Regions from separate parts of the Homo sapiens genome. Here region 1 is linked to region 2. The links are chromatin contacts, found by Hi-C or POLR2A ChIA-PET in ENCODE. All regions are on one chromosome and are shown on one strand. Each heading gives the region's core, a stretch centred on a gene start or an enhancer-like site at or near the end of the contact. The rest is flanking DNA. Distances are from core to core; before and after follow the strand shown.

Region 1 (2,828 bases), core at 240-2,739, 74 kb before region 2:
TCTTAAAACCCAACAGAGAAATGAGTAGATTTATCAGAAAGAAGTGGAGATGGCTGATAAGAAAGACAGAAAACCCCCATGAACCTCATGAAGAAGGTCAAACTTCACTATCTTCCATTTTCCTTTCTCCAATGGTCATCACTAAGATATATTATTTAGTCCAGTGCTTCCCAAACTATTTATAGTGAAGGAACAGTTTTCCTTTCTTTCAAATAAAATTCCAATCTGTCATAGACTGATACTTTCTTTTAAAAATAATACAAATAAATTATTATAAAATGATATTTAATAAAAATCAAAGTTGTAAAAATACAAGCTCAATTTTTTTAAATAATTAGGTTCAACAGACAAGAATATTCTGTTACATTGCTATACATTTTTAAAAACTCTAACTCTCAGTCTCTGACTAATCTCGTCACAGACCAGCACTGGTCTGTAGCACACACTTTTAGTATGATAGATCTAGTTAATTTAAGTTCACAGAATCTTCATCATTGTCCTCTAAAAATGGGACACAGTGGTTAAGCGTACAGGTTCTACTAACAGACTTTCAATTCCCAGTGAATGAGTGGTGAAGTCAATACTTGCCTCATAGGGTCGGTATAAGGATTAAATAGGAATTTGTCTAAAGCACTTGTCTATGTTGAGCCTCTTGAAAGTGTCAACAACTGTTATTATTATTCTGGACCAATATACATGTTGGGAGGTACACTTCTGCTTAATGTTTGTACCTCAATGGGTACAAATAAATATTTCCATACCGTGTTCTTTAAATGAGTCAGATTGTATTATCTTCTAATAATTTGGGCAATTGGTCTTTGTGTTTTCTTTCACCCAGAAGCTGACCAAATCTGTACAAGTAAAGCAAGGGGCTTGAAGACTTTTGCTTTCAAGGCTCTATTGGTTCATCCTTGAGATACAAACATGACTTTTCCAGATAAGTTCTAGATCCCACATAAGCTAAATAGTCATAGTCAAAGGTCTAGCCTCAGTAAGATCACTGTCTATGTCTCTGTGAACATTTGCAAAGCTAGTGTTGCTAAATACTGCCTCCTAAAATCTCGGTTATGTTTCCTATAAAAGAAGAAGGCCTGGAAGGCATTCAAAGTACTGGAAAAACTTGGAGTTGGGAGGGTTCGGTTGGGGGTGCCCTGGAGCCTGGAATGTACCTGCTGAGTTGGATCAGGAAGCAAAGTGTGCCAAATGGCCTTGTAACAGGGTTAAGCAAAGATTTATACTTGTCAGAGACGTGGCTAACTGTTCTAACCTCCACCCCTATCTTGGCGTTTCCTATTATGCAATTTTCCAGTTCCAGCTAAATCCACTTCTTTTGATTATAAAAAAAGTAATAATAAACCTACACCTGAATGGCATAGAACATTAACCGATTGTTTCCCCATATCAAGCAAATCTACTTTTCATTAAGGCAGAGCTCATAAAAATCCAATTCACTCTCACCGCTCTGGTCTGTTCAGGCTGTAGGGCCAAAACTGAGGCAGTTTGGGTCACGGGGGCTGTTTAGAGCATTGCCTCCGGCCTCACTAGGGTACTGAGTTTCATTCTCTGTGGTGAACCGAACTGACTTCATTTTTTCCAGTTTAGTCTGGTAAAGCTACAAGTTTCATGTTCTAAATTTACTTCAAGTTGCTGCAAAGTCTATTCCTGTGTAGTTGTAAAGGGAATACTGTCTATTGAGAAAGGCAAACCAAATTTCTCAGAGGTTCAATTTGGTTTTTAACAGAAGGAGTAGGCTCAACTACATTTGCAGGGGAGAGGGTGGTTGTGAATTCAGAGCATCAACTGGTGATATATTATGTTCATCTCTGAATTTAACAATTATGAGGCCCCATGATTTCTCACCAATGGTGGGTGTGTGCGGGGCAGGGAAGAGGCCATAAAGGCTACTAGAACGGATGGAGGTTTGTTAGATTGTTATATTAAAAAGTAAGCTGAGTGATGAGTAAGACATCCTTCCACCTCCAGAAACATGGCCATCTGGCAGGTCCTTGGCAGAATTGAAAATGAAACAAAGAATGTTAATTCTCAAGTCCTTGTTCAAAGTTAAAAGCTATTTTGTTCCTCATCTAATGAGTAAAAATGATGCATATTTACCTGGAATATAAACTGCAAATGCCTGTCTCACTGTCCTTGGATTTTTTTGAAATGGGTAGGGAGGATTGCTATTTTAACAATTGAAATTCAATGACTCTGCTGCTGCTCTCGCCCTCTTGCTGTGTGGTTTATCATTCATTCACGTCGAAATGATCCACTTGTTGGTGGGAAGCCTCACCTGGGAAATTGTGCTCTCTGTAGTCACATAATCAAATGTAGTTACAGAGACAATGAGAAATGTTAGAAGATTCGCTTGAGGAGGAAGTCAGTCTACTGATAAGGCAGAACCAAAGAATGTTCCCCAGGAGGCATCACATTTCCTTGTGTCATTTTCTAAAACGGCACAGCGTAGCAAGCCACTAGCGAATGAGAAAATCTTGGTTCTCATTCTTGGATTCAGCAGTGTCCTTGGATGGCTTAGGCCGCAGTGAGAAAATACTTGGCTAAAATACCTTTGAAACCTAGAGCTGCTGAGTGCACTGTCAAAATCACTAATGCTCCCATGGCATTTAGTCCCCATCTACACCCCAAATTCCATATGCCACAGTGATGCACCTGGCTTTGTTTCTCCCACAACTTAGGTTTTTTGCGGGGGAGATGGGGTTCATTTATTTATGCTTTGTAGTAAGTGGCATTTATTTGTGTAGGAATCCTTTTGGTTAACATGTGACAATCCCCTGAAGTCTTTCTAGTCTTATTTATTTTTGGTTGTTTGA
Region 2 (2,928 bases), core at 112-2,611:
ACTTTTTTAAAGTCACAAATCAAATACCTATACACGGAGATATTTTCTTACAATGCATCTGATTTATCCTATATCTGTTTAAGATACAAGTGTGTTTTTTGTGAGATGAGAAATTGACTTCAGTTTGAAGTCATCAGTTAAGGTGTTAATCTAGATTCTAGAAATTGGATTATAAATGTTGCACATAAACTAAGATTGTAGTAATTTGATATCATTGAAAAACACTTGGAATAAAGAGTCTTGTGTGTTTGTGTGATTAATGGTGTGCAGCTGGTGCTTTCATTTACTTGCCCGTCGTATATGACTGTGGATTCAAACAGGAGTTTTTACTTGGAAGTGTTTTTCCAGGAGTGAAGGTTGGCTTCTGCTAATATACCCATACATTCTTGCCTTGTTCTCTATGGGATGAAAGTTAGGATACAACTAGGGTCATCATTAGGATATTTTTGCAAAAGAAAGAGGGGTTTGATAATTATGCTGGGACAACCACAGGACAGTCCTCAGAAAGCTGGGAAATGTGTTCACCTACATTTTATTTTATTTTATTTTTTGAGACAGAGTTTCACTCTTGTTGCCCAGGCTGGAGTGCAATGGCGTGATCTTGGCTCACTGCAACCTCCGCCTCCCGGGTTCAAGCGATTCTCCTGCCTCAGCCTCCTGAGTAGAGGGGATTACAGGCATGCACCACCAGGCCCGGCTAATTTTGTGTTTTTAGTAGAGACGGGTTTTCTCCGTGTTGGTCAGGCTAGTCTTGAACTACCGACCTCCGTGATCCGCCTGCTGCAGCCTCCCAAAGTGCTGGGATTACAGGCGTGAGCCACCGCACCCGGCCTCGCCTTCATTTTAACCAGTTTATCTGGGGATCAGGTTTGTGACTCTAGCTTCCGAAGTACTGGCTCAACCCAGTTTAGCGAACCATCAGTGACAGAGAGATTTCCCTCTACTTTGGAGTAAAAGTTAATTTTTGAGAAAATATTCTGTTGTATTATTATACTGGAATTGTATGCGTAGCAGCTGTATTCTTTTTATACTTTTTAGCATTGTGAACTCCATGCTGCCAGACCCTGTTGGGGTTATTGCAGGACACATTTGTAGATGTGTGGGCCTTACAGGAAGTGAAATTACTTAATGATATTTTACCACTGCTCGAAACATTTCGAAAGAAAAACTTTGAGAGAAAGAAATGATTCAGCCTTTTCTGCCTCCTACTTTTTGAAGTCAGCTAGTACACATTTGTAATGTGATAGCACAGTTGATTGGAATGTCTGAAGCTAGACAGGTAAGATGATACCCTTTGAAGTTTGAGTATTTGGTCCCAGAACCAGGTTGTAAAGAAGAAAGTACTGATGGAAAGCTCACTTCTGAAATCCCCTCCTTTCACAGGCCCTCTGATCACCCGTGTGGAAAGTAGCCCTCTGGGTCTACTAATCACAGACATCAAAGGAATGATATTCATTTGGTTCCTTTTGCTTGAGTTACCTTCTCCTGGGGCAGGCTTAATTTCCTGTAGGGGACTGATTCTGGTCAGTTGAAAAACATTTTCATTATGGGGCAGAAGGTTGCAAGTATGGCATGGTACCTATTCTATCTCATGCAGATATAATCTGGCATTTGAGTTCCCATTTGTTTTAATAGGATAAGTAAGTAGAACTCTTAGCTTTAAAGAAATTTATACTTTCATCTGTGCAGAACCCCTCATGATTGTCTGGCTTTTTGATATTGTCTGTTAACTTGCTATTACAGGTTGAGTATCTCTTATCCAAAATGCCTGGGGCCAGAAGTGTTTGGATTTTGGAATTTTTCAGGTTTTGGAATATTTGCATTATATACTGACTGGTTGAGCATCCCTAATCCAAAAATCTGAAATACTCCAATGAGAATGTCCTTTGTGTGTCATGTTGGTGCTCACAACGTTTCAGATTTTGGAGCATTTCAGATTTTGGATTTTCAGATTAGGGAGACTCAGCTTGTACCAGTCAATTTTTGTTAGTCACGTTTTGACATAAGGGACACCAAAAGGATGCTTAGCTTCAGAAAACAGTTAACCATGGTAGTTATAGTAAGGAAGAAAACCCTCATTTTATTTAGCTTATAGGTTATATTACATGAGCAAAAGAAGAGTTTATTTTGCTTTGAGCCTAATTTAAAAACCGAAGATCTAACCTGCTTTCCTTAGTACAAATAAAGCCAACTTTTAGCTCCTTTTACAGTATTACTTTGCCACTTGAGTAGGGCTAAACACCTTTTGGACCATATTCATTGTTACTATCAATACATAGACACACATTAGAATTAATTGAAAGGCTGGTGCTATATTTTCTACTTTATTATTAAATGATAAAAGTAACATTCACTGTAGAAGTTTTAGAAAATGTAGGGAAATTATAAGGATAAAACTAAAAATAACCTCTACGTGGGTGCAGTGGCTCATGCCTGTAATCCCATTACTTTGGGAGGCTGAGGCAGATGGATCGCTTGAGCCCAGGAGTTGGAGACCAGCCTGGGCAATGTGGTGAAACCCTGTCTCTACCAAAAATACAAAAAATTAGCCTGATGTGGTGGCGCATGCCTGTAGTCCCAGCTACTCAGGAGGCTGAGGTGGAAGGATGGCTTGAGCCCAAGAGGTCGAGGCTGCAGTGAGCCAAGATTGCACCACTGGATTCCTGCCTGGGTAACCGAGCAAGACCTTGTCTCAATAAAAAAAAAAATCACCTGTAATTCTGCAACCTAGAGATTAACATTTTGGTTTATAGCCTACATAAATTTGAGGAAGTTGATCTTGAGTATGAAGTTTCATCTTAAACCAATTTCACTTCATATATCTTAAACATTTTCTCATACTCTTAAATACTCTGGCAATGCTGCATTTGATGGCCGCATAGTATTTGATCACATGGATACATTATTTTACCAATCACCTATTGGGAA

What was found. Hi-C counts contacts between places; a loop is a spot of excess contacts on that map. ChIA-PET counts read pairs that join two places held with the same protein, here RNA polymerase II (POLR2A). Pooled maps may share reads with other maps.
Region 1: a loop to region 2 is called in a map of gastrocnemius medialis, with 2.2 times the contacts of the local background. The contact joins two enhancer-like sites. A Hi-C loop is called at or near these places in 2 of 168 maps with a recorded cell type or tissue (GM12878 and gastrocnemius medialis), 13 of 37 single-sample maps with no recorded cell type and 10 of 50 pooled maps. POLR2A ChIA-PET finds 5 or more read pairs at or near these places in 2 of 52 experiments (GM12878 and PC-3).

The regions. Positions count from the first base shown.
Region 1 is chrX:109,782,299-109,785,126 of GRCh38, reverse strand. No RefSeq gene overlaps it. Among named protein-coding and RNA genes, the nearest start is that of ACSL4, 50 kb to the right of the region's middle. Within about 2 kb of position 1,489, at least 2 of the 41 ENCODE cell types and tissues checked have a DNase peak (open chromatin) inside an H3K27ac peak, as active enhancers do; they include GM12878, where a contact is called at or near this core.
Region 2 is chrX:109,707,729-109,710,656 of GRCh38, reverse strand. The region is part of intron 1 of ACSL4 (acyl-CoA synthetase long chain family member 4); the gene reads left to right. Among named protein-coding and RNA genes, the nearest start is that of ACSL4, 24 kb to the left of the region's middle. Within about 2 kb of position 1,361, at least 8 of the 41 ENCODE cell types and tissues checked have a DNase peak (open chromatin) inside an H3K27ac peak, as active enhancers do; they include GM12878, where a contact is called at or near this core.